Regions from separate parts of the Mus musculus genome. Here region 2 is linked to region 1. A link is a contact called in ENCODE POLR2A ChIA-PET data. All regions are on one chromosome and are shown on one strand. Each heading gives the region's core, a stretch centred on a gene start or an enhancer-like site at or near the end of the contact. The rest is flanking DNA. Distances are from core to core; before and after follow the strand shown.

Region 1 (6,757 bases), core at 3,331-5,830:
TGAGTTCCAGGACAGCCAGGGCTACACAGAGAAACCCTGTCTCGAAAAACCAAAAAAAAAAAAAAAATTAAAACAAAACAAAACAAAACAAAACAAAGCTCATTCATACCCCTCTCCCAGACAGCAGAGCCTAACTCAGGAGCATCGCCTTCTGCACTAATCCCAACATCACGGGGACACTTCTGTGCTGCTAAGTCTGTTGGCATGTTTGCATGTGTACACGTCTCAGAGTACAGATCTACACATGCCATTGTATGCACATATCTCCGTGTGTACCCAGATCTGTATACGACTCTGAACAGGTCTGTGTGTATACAGATCTGGGTACATGTTTGTGTGTGACTGGGTCTTTGTAAGTACATGTCTCTGTATACATACATGTCTGTGAGTGTGTACAGGAGTATGAGTGTGTGCAAATAGGTCTTTGTGTGCACATGTCTTTGTATGTCTGTACCCAGGTCTTTGGGCATGTGTCTTTGTGTGTATGTATCTGTTCAGGTGTATAGGTCTCTGTGTGTACATATCTGTGTCTGTAGCTAGGTCTATATTTTCTGTGTGTATGTGTGTGGGTGTGCGAGTCTGTTCAGAGGTGAGAGAAAGCTATGGAAGTTGGCCTCTCCTTATCCTATGTAGCTCCTGATGACCAAAGTCAAGAAGGTGCTAGGCTTAGTAATAGGCACTCTCCCCTGAGCCATCTCACTGGCTTGTATCTGGGCCTTTATGTAGCTATTGCTACATGCATATGGAGGTTGTGGGTATAGAGCATGCTACAAAGCAGGATGGCCAGGCCTGAATGTCCCCAGTGTTGTGTTTTGTAAAAAAGAGCCAGGATATGTTCATAGTAGGAGGTATGGTGAGGTGGAAGGGGTTGCCTCTGCAGGCCCTTGCTGAGACATTTTTTCCCCTTGAGGTACCAGCCCTACGATGGATATAGTATGGAAGATATAGTATCGAATAGAGTTTATTTAGGGCATAGGGAGGGGAGTTGAGGAAGAAGTGGAGACAGAGAAAGGCAGATGGGGGGAGGGAAATACAGAGAGAAGGAACAGAGAGGGTAAAGAGTAGGAGAGTAGAGTAAGCAAGTAAGACAGTGAGGAGGGGGCTAGCAGCCCCTTCTATAATGAGTCAGGCATACCTGGCTGTAGCCAGGTAACTGTGGGCGGAGCTTAGGAATGCTAACATCTTGTGCAGTGTCCCTGCTTTTTATGTACAAACTTGGCCAGCCTTGATCACTTTGGAGTCTGATTGAGGTCCAAGCAAAGAGCCAATTCTGGTGAAGGACATGGTGAGGTCATTCCTGCCAGCCAGACTCCTATTCAAGGGCAGCTGGAATTGGCCTGCCCTTAGATAAGAGTGCTAAGTAACCCACCCTAGGAATTGTTATTTTTTTCCCCTTTATGTGTGAAGCAAATAGGTCTGGTCTTGCTTCATGGCTCCTTCTTTGATTATCTTCCTGAAAGATAGGAGGCTCTGGAATGCAGCCTGACCACCTTAGAAGAGGCTGTCAGATTCTCTGGAGCTGGAGTTATAGGCCATTGCCCTTATGGGTGCTGGGAACTGAACTCTGGTCCTCTGGAAGAATAAGCAAGCACTCTGAACCCCGAGCCTGAGCCATTCTCCAGCCCCTGGGTGGTGGTGTTGTTTAGTTTTTCCGAGACAGGGTTTCTCTGTATAGCCCTGGCTGCCTTGGAACTCACTCTGTAGACCAGGCTGGCCTCGAACTCAGAAATCCACCTGCCTCTGCCTCCCAAGTGCTGGGACTAAAGGCATGCGCCACCACCACCTGGCTGTTGTTTTTTTAATGTAAATTATTTTGAGAATTATCACTAAGGGGAGGTAAGGTTTAAATAAGGTAAACACTTATGTATTTCATCCAGGATACACACTGCTATACCCCAGTCACTATTAGTACTCTATGCCATAGCAACCTTTCAGAATAACGTTACATTTCACCAGCACCAGTTTTTTCTGAGTGGAAGTCAGCTGGGACCTATGTTTTCTGTAATGATACAGAAAGCGAGACAAGGTCTTGGGATGGACTTGGTCTCATTGCTTCCTAAGCTCCAGGGCTGCAGGTAAATGCATCATGCCCTGCCTGCCTTCCTGGTTCTTAAAGAATGCTCCTGAAGACAAGTCAGACACCTGTGAGTTTCCTAAGCCCCTTGTTTAAGGGTGAGGGGCCAGGATTGCACCATGGCTTGGTCAAGGTTGGCAAGAGCATGCAGGGGAATACGGTGAACTACACATGTCCCCCAAGCACCAGGATTAGGATTTGCTGTTGCCATATTCTGGTTCTGGCCTGCCAGAGCTTGGATCTCCCTTTGGCTCTGGACTTGGGAGTTCTGCTTGGCCTAATTGAAGGTGGGACTTGGTCCAGCAGGTGGCTTCACCAGTGTTTGGCTCCTCTGCCTAGGGAAGTTTGAGTCAGGTGGATGTTTTCAGACTGTCAGCTCAGGCTTAGGGGAGATCTTGAAATTATTTTTAAATGGGTGGTACTGGTGTTTCCAGAAATGAAAGAAAGTTCATTCCAGTGAAAAAATCTAAGCACCCAGCATCCAGCAAGCATTTTGTGAAGCTGGCTGGTGTTTGTAAAAAAAAAAGTTTGGAAATGTGTGTCCGTCCGTCCGTCTGTCCGTCCGTCCGTCCGTGTGTGTGTGTGTGTCCTCCTGTGGCTTGAGATGAAAAATAAAAGCCAGAGCTCCTTGAATGAAGTGCTCTGGGGTTGGGGTGGGGGCTCTCATAGCTCTGACCCTGTGCAGTTTCTTCCTACAGGTCTGAGCTGATCTTATCCTGGAGACCAATCTGGAAGCCAGCCCTTTGCAAGGCCAAATTCTGACTAGAGCTCTTGACAACATTTTGGGAAAGAACAGCTTTCTTGGAAGGGATAAATCATGTTGAGTTGGTTTAGGCAGGGTGTGACTTCAAGCCCCCCGAAGTATGCAGCACCAATGACTGACTCATTGTGAATTCAGCCATGACAGAGAACTCATGACAGAGCAGGAGACACTGTAGGGGGAGGGGCTGCTTGTCTGGGGCCACCAAACCCTGCTCCCATGGCCTGGTATCTTCCAGAGTGGTTCTAGAGTTAGGCCAGATTTTCCTTACCTCTCTGCTTCTCCAGTCACCACAGGGGCGGCGGGAATTGCCTGAGGCCCAGAGTCTCCTGTGAGTTATCTTGCTGAGTCTGATTTCTCCTGAAATTTACTATGTCCTCCTCCTTCCAGGAGTGGTGTTCATGGTCAGAGTTCACTCCGGTAGTTGCAGGATCAGTTAAGGGAGACTGTTGGGACTGTCGCTTGTGTTCTAGAAACAAGGGTTAGTGTCTGTCGCACAGTTGCCCACAAGGTGGAGGGGCTATGGTGACAGTGATCCTCTGTGGTTCCAGAGGCCTGGACCTGTGTGTGCTTGTACACTGACGTCTGGACAGTGAGGTGTGGCAGACAGATAGTATGGCTGTGTGAGTGTGCAAGGCAGACCTCAGGACTAGACACTCTGAGTTCAGTGAGGAAGACTGGATGCTGACCTGCCGTGGACACTGTCCCCTCCCCCCAACCCACACAGAGAGCAAGAGGGAGAGAGGAAGGGAGATAGATATTTTATTGGACTCGATTCCTGGAATTCTAACATTTAGGAAAGGAATATTAGACCCTTCCTTCTTCCTCCTTGTGGTCAGATCAGGTCAGGCATTATCCAACACCCACCCGTGTTGGGCAGCCAGCTGCATAGAAGAATGAGATTATTTGGGGAAGTGGCTCTATAATTCAGCTTAGAAAATAATTTTTTAGGGGCTGGAGATTTGACTCTGGTAATTTGTGTAAGGCTCTGGTTTGGAAATTTCAGCACCACCCCCAAATAAAGCAAAAAGAAATTAAAAAAAAAATTTAACTATCAGTAGAGAAAATATGTTGCTGAAGACCTGGTGGGTTTGAGATACAGTGGCTTTCAGAAACCATGGAGTTAGTTGTGTACTTATCTATAGACAGGACCTTGCCATGGCATTTGCCAAGGAGACCTGGTTAGTCTCAAATTCACAGATCTGCCTGCCTCTGCCTTCTGTGTTGAAGGCCTGAGCCTGAGCTACCACCAGGCCCAGGACTCGTTCTGGCCCTGGGTTGCACTGCTCAGCAGTGTGACGTGGACTTGGAGACAGGCATTCTGCATTTTCCCAGAGACACTACCATATAATTAAAGTTTTCGAGTATGGTTATTTTTCTGCGTTGGTTTTCAGCAAGCCATGCTCATACGCTTGAGAGGGGGAAAAAAACCCCTCTCTCAGCAGAACCAAAGGGAAGGAAGGAACCTCACTGTTTGCAGGGCTCCAAGTTACCTTCCTGCATGTGTCGGCAGCAGCCAGCAAACTGGGAGAAGCTGTCTGTGAGAGCACACCACTGGGCTACACAGCTCCGCCCAGAGACAGCAACCCTGAAGTGGTCTGCCAACCTATCAAACTTGAGGGACAGGGAGGGGACAAGCAGGAGCGGTAAGGGGAGGGACCGGCTGCCCCAATCTGGTTGGGAATCTCTTCCTGGAATAACTTGCTTCCCTGCAGCTCCTGATGGCTGAGTGAAAGCTCATTACATGCAGGTGAGGCTCCAGTGTGAGCTCACTGTGCAAATATTGAAGCAATTAAAATTTAAGCCAGAGGCCAGTGTAAATGACTTATCTGCAACCCCTGCCCCGCCTGCTACCTGTCTGGCCTTAGCTCTGGGCCAAGACTGCCTAACCTGTTGTTGAAGGCCCCGCCCCCATCTCCTTCTCCCTCTTCTCCCTGCCCCTTCTCCCCCTCCCCCTCTTCTGTCCTTTCCTTATCTCCCTTCCTCCCTCCCTTTGTCCTGGAGACTTGAGTGCCAAGGTTCTAGGTGCTAGGACCCCAGAAGACATACTTAAGTGTTTTGAAAAGTACAGTTCCTTCCCACAGCATTGACCTGGGGACCCTGGATTGTAAAGAGGGGCAGAGGAAACAGTTCTGTACCTTGGAAAATAAGCAGAGTAGCAGAGATTCTAGGGCAGGACTGAGTTGGGCCATGGTCGGGGTAGACAGGGATAATTTATACCACAGCATTAGGAATAAGCGGGCTGCTGGGTGAGGGCCATGCCTAGGGCTTAGAAGACTCATTCAGCAGGAAACAGGAGGGGGCATACTGCTGGTCTGGGGGATGATGTGAGGAAAGACAACGCTGGTAAAGGCACTGGGGAAAGATTGTCGAAGGCCTTGGGTGTTGGGTTGGGCTCCAGAGGCCTGTGTTGGCCGTTTGCCCTCAAAGTGGAACGATGCATTGTTGGGAGTGGCTCATACCACTTTCTTCCCAGACTGACTTATTCATTCATATAGAAATGGTTTGCGTGGAGGAGACTCATGTCTGTCCTGGAGTTCTTGTGCTATGTACTACATAGGGTCCCTGACACACTGCAAACATGTCATCTGGGCGGCTGTGACTGTAGGACTTCTGGGAATTGGGGTAGGGGTCAGAAGGTAAAATCTGGCAGCTTTTGTCTTGTTCTCCTAGTTTTAATCCCTACCCTGCCTGCCTGGATCCCCCTGGAACTCCCATGCTGGAAACTCCCTAAACTGGAAACTGGATCCCCTGAGTCCTCTACCCTGTCTACACTGGGAAGCTGGATCCCCTGAGTCCCCTACTTTGTCTACACTGCGAACTGGATCCCCTGAGTCCCCTACTTTGTCTACACTGGGAGCTGATTTCTGAGTCTCCTACTTTGTTTGCTCTGGGAACTGAAACCCCTCTGAGTCCCCTACTCTTTCTACCCTGGTCCAGGACTTTCCAACTGCCAGCTTCCCATATGTGGCTACCCACCCCCTCAGTGAAGTATGTAGGGTGAACTCTAAAATACAGAGCCGATGATGTCATTTCCCCTCCCTCACTGTCCCTAGAATAAAGTCCACATTCCTAAATGGCTGATAAGATCTGTTTAGGCAGGCGTTGGTGATGCCTCCAGCCCCTTGTAAATTCACCCCACATTTACTGCCTAGGATGGAATCTACACATGAAATTCTCATGCCTCAATTTTGTGCATGAGAATATGTTCTGGCGTCCTTTGCTGGGCAGAGGGCATTGTGAAGATGACCACAGGCCACATGCCAGTTTTAGAAGAAGGCAGCCAGGCAGGCTTTGGGCTGAATTCCTCTGGGCCTTCTTTCTCTGTTTTCCTTATCTGCCAAGCATCAGCTTGGGCCTGGGTTGGAGAACTGCTAATACAAACAGGTCCTAGCTTCTTCTGTAAGCAAACAACATTCCTGAGGGGTGTGTGTGTGTGTGTGTGTTTGTGTGTTTGTGGGGGTGAGAGGATCCTAGTTCTCTGGCAGCTTCTATCTCCACCCCTCACAACCTGAGGCTACTGAGAAGCTGGCTTTGAGGCAGAGTGGCCCCTTTGTGTACCCTCCCTATGAATAGCCACTGTCCTAGGTGTCTGTGCCAAGGCTCCTTGTGTGCTTTGAGCTTAGCAGCACCCCCAGTAGACATCTTGCAAGTGTGAAAGCTGAGGCCCAGGGTTAGGTAACAAACAGGTGGCCAGTGCCAGGCCAGGCGCAGGTCCAGCTCTTCTGGCACAGTTCGTGCGCACATCCTGTCAGCATTTCCCAGATCAGCTTGGAGCAGTCTTTTCCCCCACAGGATCTTCTCGAGAGCCAAGCCTAATCGGATGAACATAGGCAGGCTTCCTTTGGCCTGCATCAGAGCTCCGCAGGAGGCTGTGGTACTGTACACTTCCTCTGCGGGGAGCAGAACCTGCAGAGTCACAG
Region 2 (7,167 bases), core at 4,261-6,760, 61 kb before region 1:
GTGGCTGTGACTCACCGCACCCCTGCAGATCATGGGGTGGCTACAGACTGGCTGAGTCAGGAGTCGAGTTGGCCTCCAGGAATTCTGAAAAGGATAAGACAAAACAAAACAAAACAAAACAACCCGCAGGGGTATTTGTAGAATGCAGAGGTTGGGGGAGGGGAGTCGGGTCAGGATAAAGCTGCTTGGCTATTTTATCTATCTATCTATCTATCTATCTATCTATCTATCTATCTATCTATCTATCTATCTATCTATCTATCTATCGCCTGGATGAAGTAAATATTTGCATTCCCATGGTTCAAAATTCAGGAGGTTTGAATGGGAGGTCAAGAGTAGAGCATCCTGCCGGGCGTGGTGGTGCACGCCTTTAACAAAAAACAAACAAAAACCAACCAACCAAACAAAGAGTAGAGCATCCTTCATCCCCTCTGTACCTCAGCCTCAGTCCCTCTTCAGACATAGTCTCTCTCTCTCCTTTCTGACACCAGTGAGCTTGTCATTTACACCATTCCATCATCCTTCATTGTATCCCCAACCCCCCCCAACCCCTCCCCTCCCATATCTTTGAGGGGCTGGAGAGGCTGCTCAGTGGTTAAGAGTCCTGCCTGCTCTCACAGAGGGCCCAGGTTCTGTTTCCAGCACACACACACACACACACACACACACACACACCCGCCATGGTGGCTCACACCACTTGTAACTCACTTGTTTCAGGCCTTCTGATCTCTGAGGACACTAGGCACACATACACACAACACAGACACACACATAGGCACTCACAAATACACATAAAAACAAATATGTATTTGAGAACACTGGTGTTGGGTTTCCTTGGCCTCCAAGGTTATATATGAAACTCACTCCCCAGTGTGTGACCATTGGGACTGATGCCCTATACAAGAGTCTGAGGGGGCAGGCGAGCCCCTGACCCCTTCTGCTGTGTGTGGAGGAACCCTGTGTGCAGAGGAGGCCTTATCAGAGAGTCTGAGGGGGCAGGCAAGCCCCTGACCCCTTCTGCTGTGTGTGGAGGAACCCTGTGTGCAGAGAAGGCCTTATCAGATGCAGAACCTCCTGCAGCCACATCTTACCACCTCCAGGATGGTAACCAGCTTTGGTTTATAAATGACTCAGTCTCAAAGATAGCACTGTGGCAGCCTAAACAGATGGCCAGAGAGTGTGGAACTTACAGAAAGAATGAGTTCTCATTGTGTTCAGGGTTGCCAGATAGAATACAGGGTGGGGACAGGGGCTTCAGCTCAGGGGCAGAGGGCTTGCTTGTCTAACATTGCCAAGGGCCTGGGTTACTTCCTCAGCACCAAGAAATGAATGGATGAGAGAATGAATGAATAAATAAATAAATAAATGTGGATACAGGATGCCCAGTTGCATTTGAATTAAATAAATGTCTGACAAGTAATTTTTTTTTGTATTAATTTCTGTCATGTATGAGTCAGGATAGACTTAACCCCAAGCTGAACCTCAAGTTTAACAGCATCCTGTGGTTTAATTAATCAAATGTTCCTTCCCCCTTTGTGATAGTAAGCCCCTTGCCCCTTCTCCTTTTGGCAGGGAGATGGTGACTTCAGGAAATGAGTGCCTCCATGTGGGAGGGGGACATTCCAAGCCACCTCCTCCTTTTCCTCCTCTTCCTCCTCCTCCTCTTCCTCCTCCTCCTCCTCCTTTCTCCTCCTCCTCCTCCTCCTCCTCCTCCTCCTCCTCCTCCTCCTCCTCCTTTCCCCTCCTCCTAACCCAAAGCTGAACCTCGAGTTTAACAGCTGTTTGGTTGGCTCCTCCTCCTCTGCCTCCTCCTCTTCTCTTGTTTCTTTGAGACAGGGTTCCCCTATGTAGCCCCAGCTGTCCTGGAGCACACCCTGTAGGCCAGATTTGCCCCCAAACTCAGAGATCTGCTTGCCTCTGCCCACCAAATGCTGGGATTAAAGGCCTGTGACACAATGCCCACCATTTTATTTCTTTTTGCATTTTTATATTGCTGATACACGTGTGTATGCGCGTGTGCGAGCATGTATGTGTATGTGTGTGTGTGTGTGTGTGTGTGTGTGTGTGTGTGTGAATGTGCATGCGTGCGTGTGCTCCATGTGTATGTATTCATGCACCTATGGAGTTTCCTGGCCAGGGCTCCTCAGGATGAGGCTGATTTTCAGGACCCTGGGCTAATGATTGGGCATAGTAAATAACAGCAGCCTCGCAGTTTTCCTGGGATGATCTGGCCAGTCTCATTCCCCTGAATTGGACTCTGAGACTTGGCCATAGGCCATTATCATCATTTGCCAGCCAGTTTCCTAGGGAAGTGGTAATGTTGGAATTTTAACCTACACATGCTTAGCTCAGAGCCTTCGAGCTTTTCACCACCCCTGTGGCTCACTGGATGAAGGTGGAGGAAATCCTCACTAGTTCTTCTTTTTTTTTTTTTTTTAAAGGTTTTTTTTGTTTTGTTTTTTTTAAGATTTATTTATTTATTATATGAGTACACTGTAGCTGTCTTCAGACACACCAGAAGAGGGCATCAGATCTCATTATGGATGGTTGTGAGTCACCATGTGGTTGCTGGGATTTGAACTCAGGACCTTTGGAAGAGCAGTCAGTGCTCTTATCCGCTGAGCCATATCTCCAGCCCCCACTAGTTCTTCTTTAACCTTGGTGCCCACAGTGACTCCCCAGCCCTTTCCTCCTGTGTCACCCTGCTGTTCTGGCTTCCAATCTGGTGAGCCCTCTTTCCTTGCCCCCACTGCACCATACTTAGGCATTCTGGGTCAAGTAGAAAAAGCTAAATGGAAGAACTAGAACCAGTATTAAGGCATTTACTTGCTGTGTGACTTTGGACAACTCACTTAACCTTTCTGAGTCTCAATGACTGTAGACTGACTGTATGTGTTGGTTGGAGGAACGGGAGGAGATGTTTGTGGGGCTGCTGTCATGTGTCAAGTTCCTCTGGACTCGAGTCTCTGTGGACACCAAGGTGGGTCTGGCTGACTGGGGAACTGTATCTCTGGAGTGCTGCCTCATGGGAAAGGTGTGGCTAACTGTGCTGTGAGGTTAAGTAACTGCAGCTTTGTGACTGCCAACCGGAGATGAGGCCCAGACAGGCAATGGGGCTGGAAATTATCCGGATCTGACACCAGAGAGGAATTGGTTCCAGGTTGCTATGTTTTTCTAGGCGGAGTCAGGATTCGAACCCAGGTTCTGCATTTTCAGGTCACTCTGGCTCTTGGCTTGTCCCCAGCACTGTCTGGCCTGTTGCAGATTAAAGACACAGACTAGGGAAGGGACTAGGGCTGGGTTAGAAAGAAATTGTGGCTGGAGTTGGGGAGGGGGCAGAAAGTAGCTCAGCTGGTAGAATCCTTGTCTAACCTGCACAGAGCCCTGAGTTAGATACCCCTCCCCCTGCCCCCAGCATTGCCTAAAACTGGGCGTGGTGGTGCTGACTCCCAATCCAACACTCAGGGGTTCAAGTAGGAAAATTAGAAGTTAAAGGTCATCTGGCTATGTATTGAGTTCAAGGCCAACCTCTTTCCATGAGTTCCTAAATGGCCTCCCCTCTCTCTCTCTCTCTCTGTTTCCATTCCCCTTCCCCCTTTGTTTCCACTCCCTTCCTTACTCCCCTTCCCATGCCCTAAATAAACTCTGTTCTACACTATGTAGTCCTATGGCTGGTACCTCAGGGGGAAGGGATGTGTCAGCATGGGCCTGCAGTGGCACACCCCTCCCTCCCACATCAGTCACCATACCTGGCTCCTGGCTCCTGAACATATCCTCCACTCTTTCTTTCTCCTCCTCCTCCTCCTCCTCCTCCTCCTCCTCCTCCTCCTCCTCCTCCTCCTCCTCCTCCTCCTCCTCCTCCTCCTCCTCCTCCTCCTCCTCCTCTTCCTCCTCCTCCTCCTCCTCCTCCTCCTCCTCCTCCTCCTCTTCTTCTTCTTCTTCTTCTTCTTCTTCTTCTTCTTCTTCTTCTTTTTTTGGTTTTTCGAGACAGGGTTTCTCTGTATAGCCCTGGCTGTCCTGTAACTCACTGTAAACCAGGCTGGCCTCAAACTCAGAAATCTGCCTGCCTCTGCCTCCCAAGTGCTTGATTAAAGGCGTGCTCCACCACTGCCCGGAGACTCTTTCTTTTTAATAAAGCACAACATATGGGTTTGCTGCCTTGCCTGGTAAAGAGGCTTTGCAGATGGGAACAAGTGAAGGATGGGAGTGGGGCGGACATTCTAGGGGTGGCCAGCTTCTGCCCAAGCCCTGGAGTTCCTCTTGCCAGTACACTCCCCCAAGTCCTGCATCACATGCTCCAGTGCACTGCTGTCTCTGGTCCTCTACCCGCATGCCTACCGTCTCTGTCTCTGTGACCCACTGGTTCCAAGTCCCTTGACTGATTGATACCTGAGCCCCGGGAAACTGACCTCCAGGGTCTGTATGTGGGAGACTTCTTAGAACAAGGCCATGGCGGATAAAGGGAAGACAGTCTAAGAATAGTCCAGAAGGCCTGGGCCCTTAGATTAGGGCCTGTGTTTCAAGAGTGACTCCAGAGGTTGGAGGCTAGCCCTGCTGACCTTGGCTGTGGGTCAGAGGCAGTAGAGTGCAGGCTCCCCACCTCCCTGCCGCCAGGCAGCTGATCAAACACTGGAGTCAGTACTGCGGCCCTGGCTGCGAGGTTGAGGAAGGCCAGGGAGGAGATGGAAAGACAGAGAAGAAGAACAAAGTTTGGGACGCAGGGTATCAGGGGAAGAGAGTGGATGCAGAGTTTCTGGGAAAGCAGAGTCATCTGACCAGCCCTGTGGTTCCACAGGGCTCTAGGGACTTTGCAGAGGACAAGGCCCTGCCCTCAAGGAGAGCAAACCTCCCCTCCCCACACCAGGGGGACAGGTAAGGACTGACCAGAGTGACCATGGATGGCCTCTCAGCTGCCAACAGAGGCCATGAAGGGGGGGGGGCGTGTGTCTAGTGAAGCCCGAGGCAAGGGACGCAGGAAGAAGAGAGAAGAGACTTAGGAGAGTCAGAGTCCCAGGCTGTCTGCATGCATGAGACCAGCCCAGAGCCGGGGAAACCAGACAGAGCTGCTGCCCTCCCTCCTAGGTATCCATGCACCCCCACCCCCACCCCACCCCACCACCCCACCCCCGCTACTGGTTGACTTTCTTGGTTCCTCCCCTACGGAGAGTCAGACCCAGAAAACCTACCCAGTTCCCCAGACCCCCTGGTGCCCTGGGACCTCTCCAGGCTGCGGTTTTAGTAAACAATTTGGCTCCTTCTGGAGCCTGGGAGAAGAGGCTTCGGCCCCTTCCTTCTTAGTGGGGCTAAGAAATTCTTCGCATTCCCAGTGAAGAGGGCTGGGCTTTTCTTCCTGGTCAGCACCAGCAAGACCCACAGGAGCCGTGTGAAGAAGGAACTTGACACCCCTCCCAGGCTCTCAACGCCCTCCCTGCTGTTGGTCAGTCGCCCCTCAGAACTGCACAGGGCAACCCCGGGCCTGCCAGAAGAGGTCTGACCCCATCGAGCCCTGGGAGTTGGGAGCTGGAGGAGGAAGAGGGGGAGGGGGGTCATCCACAGAACAGGCCTGGCCGGATGCCGGCTATCCTCCTCCAAATGTCCAGGCTAGTCTGGCATTAAGGGGGTATTCCATCCTTATACGAGTGGGAGAGTGAAGGCAGCGTCAGGGAGTGTGATAGAGGGTCACTTATGCTGTGACCTCAGGAAAGGGAGCCTGGAGCTCAAGCACAGGGTGGGGCACTTCGTTAGCCAGCCACACCAGCATATATCCTCACACAGCCTTGTGATTGTGACTGCATAAATCACAGGTGAAATCAGAGAGGGTAACTAACTTATGCAAGGACACACAGCAGATAAGTGCAAAGCTGCGTTCGGACACCAGAATGTCTGAATTTAAGCAGGAGGTTCGGTACCCCTGGGGAAGGGGAAGGGAAAAGTACCAGCCTGGCTAGATCAGTGAGACAAGGAGGCTCAGGGCTGTGGCTTAGATGGGAGGGGAGGGGAGGCCACAGGAAGCTAGGCAGCCAGGCAGGTCTGCAGGGCCAGGCCAGGTGGACTCCAAGAGGACACAGTGACGAGTGTCCCTTGTCGAGTGTCTGGTTTTCAGAGCTTCTGTGCTTTGGAAAGGTGGTTTACTAGTGGGAGGCTGACTGAAAAGATAAGCCAACTTCTAAAACCCTTCTGTAAGGTTTCAGGATGGCCCTGTAATCAGAAAGGGGTCAGTGGGTACTCAGATCTCTGCAGTGAGATGCACAGCAGCTTGCTCTGGGCAAGGATAGGGAGAGCAGGCATACTGGGGCAGAGTCTGGGAGTCTTGGTTCTACCTAAGGGCCTTAAACTCGGCTCTGCAAGCAGTAAGACTCTGGGCAGCTCACAGGACCACCCTGAGCCTCCAGGAACCATATGCAGAGAGTGTTAGGGAGTCACCCTGACTCCACAATTTAGCCCTCACTTGCTGACTCATGCCAATGACCCAGAGCCACGCCTTATTAAAGCCTGTTACGGGGACTTTTTTTTTTTTTTTTTACAATCTGCGGAACATAATCACACAGTTAATGTTATTTGATCCTTACACAAACCAAGAAGCCAACGGGGCATGAGTCATCTTCTAGATGAAGAGATGAAGAAACAGAGGTTCTGAGTGGAGCTGTGGTGGTCTGATAAGCTTGTCTCAGGGTGTAGCATTATTAGGAGGTGTGGCCTTGTTGGAGGAAGTTGGGCTTTGAGACCCTCCTCCAAGCTACCTGAAAACAGCCTTCTGGAAGCCTTTGGAAGAAGATGTAGAAGTCTCAGCTCCTCCAGCGTCATACCTGCCATGATGCTGCCATGCTTCCCACCATGATGATAATGAAAACCCTAAGACACCAGGATTCTCTTGTCACCAGGGAGCAACAAGGCTCCCACCCTGGTCATTAGGCTCCCTTCTCAGGCTCCTCTCCCTCTCACACCAAGGGTGTGTTTTCTAGTGTCAATCGGCACTACGCAGCTCGCTGTGTGACCCAGAATTCTGGTTAAAATCCAAATAACAATAAAAGATAACAAGAAGAGGCTGGAGAGATGGCTCAGGGGTTAAAAGCACTGACTGCTCTTCCAGAGGTCCTGAGTTCAATTCCCGGGAACCACATGGTGGCTCACAACCTTCTGTAATGGGATCGGATATCTTCTTCTTGC

Evidence for each region. ChIA-PET counts read pairs that join two places held with the same protein, here RNA polymerase II (POLR2A).
Region 2: POLR2A ChIA-PET joins it to region 1 with 29 read pairs in Patski. The contact joins two enhancer-like sites. POLR2A ChIA-PET finds 5 or more read pairs at or near these places in 3 of 5 experiments (Patski and embryonic stem cell).

The regions. Positions count from the first base shown.
Region 1 is chr15:77,820,079-77,826,835 of GRCm38, reverse strand. The region is part of intron 1 of Myh9 (myosin, heavy polypeptide 9, non-muscle); the gene reads left to right. Among named protein-coding and RNA genes, the nearest start is that of Myh9, 19 kb to the left of the region's middle. Within about 2 kb of position 4,580, at least 2 of the 3 ENCODE cell types and tissues checked have a DNase peak (open chromatin) inside an H3K27ac peak, as active enhancers do.
Region 2 is chr15:77,881,242-77,888,408 of GRCm38, reverse strand. No RefSeq gene overlaps it. Among named protein-coding and RNA genes, the nearest start is that of Myh9, 43 kb to the right of the region's middle. Within about 2 kb of position 5,510, at least 2 of the 3 ENCODE cell types and tissues checked have a DNase peak (open chromatin) inside an H3K27ac peak, as active enhancers do.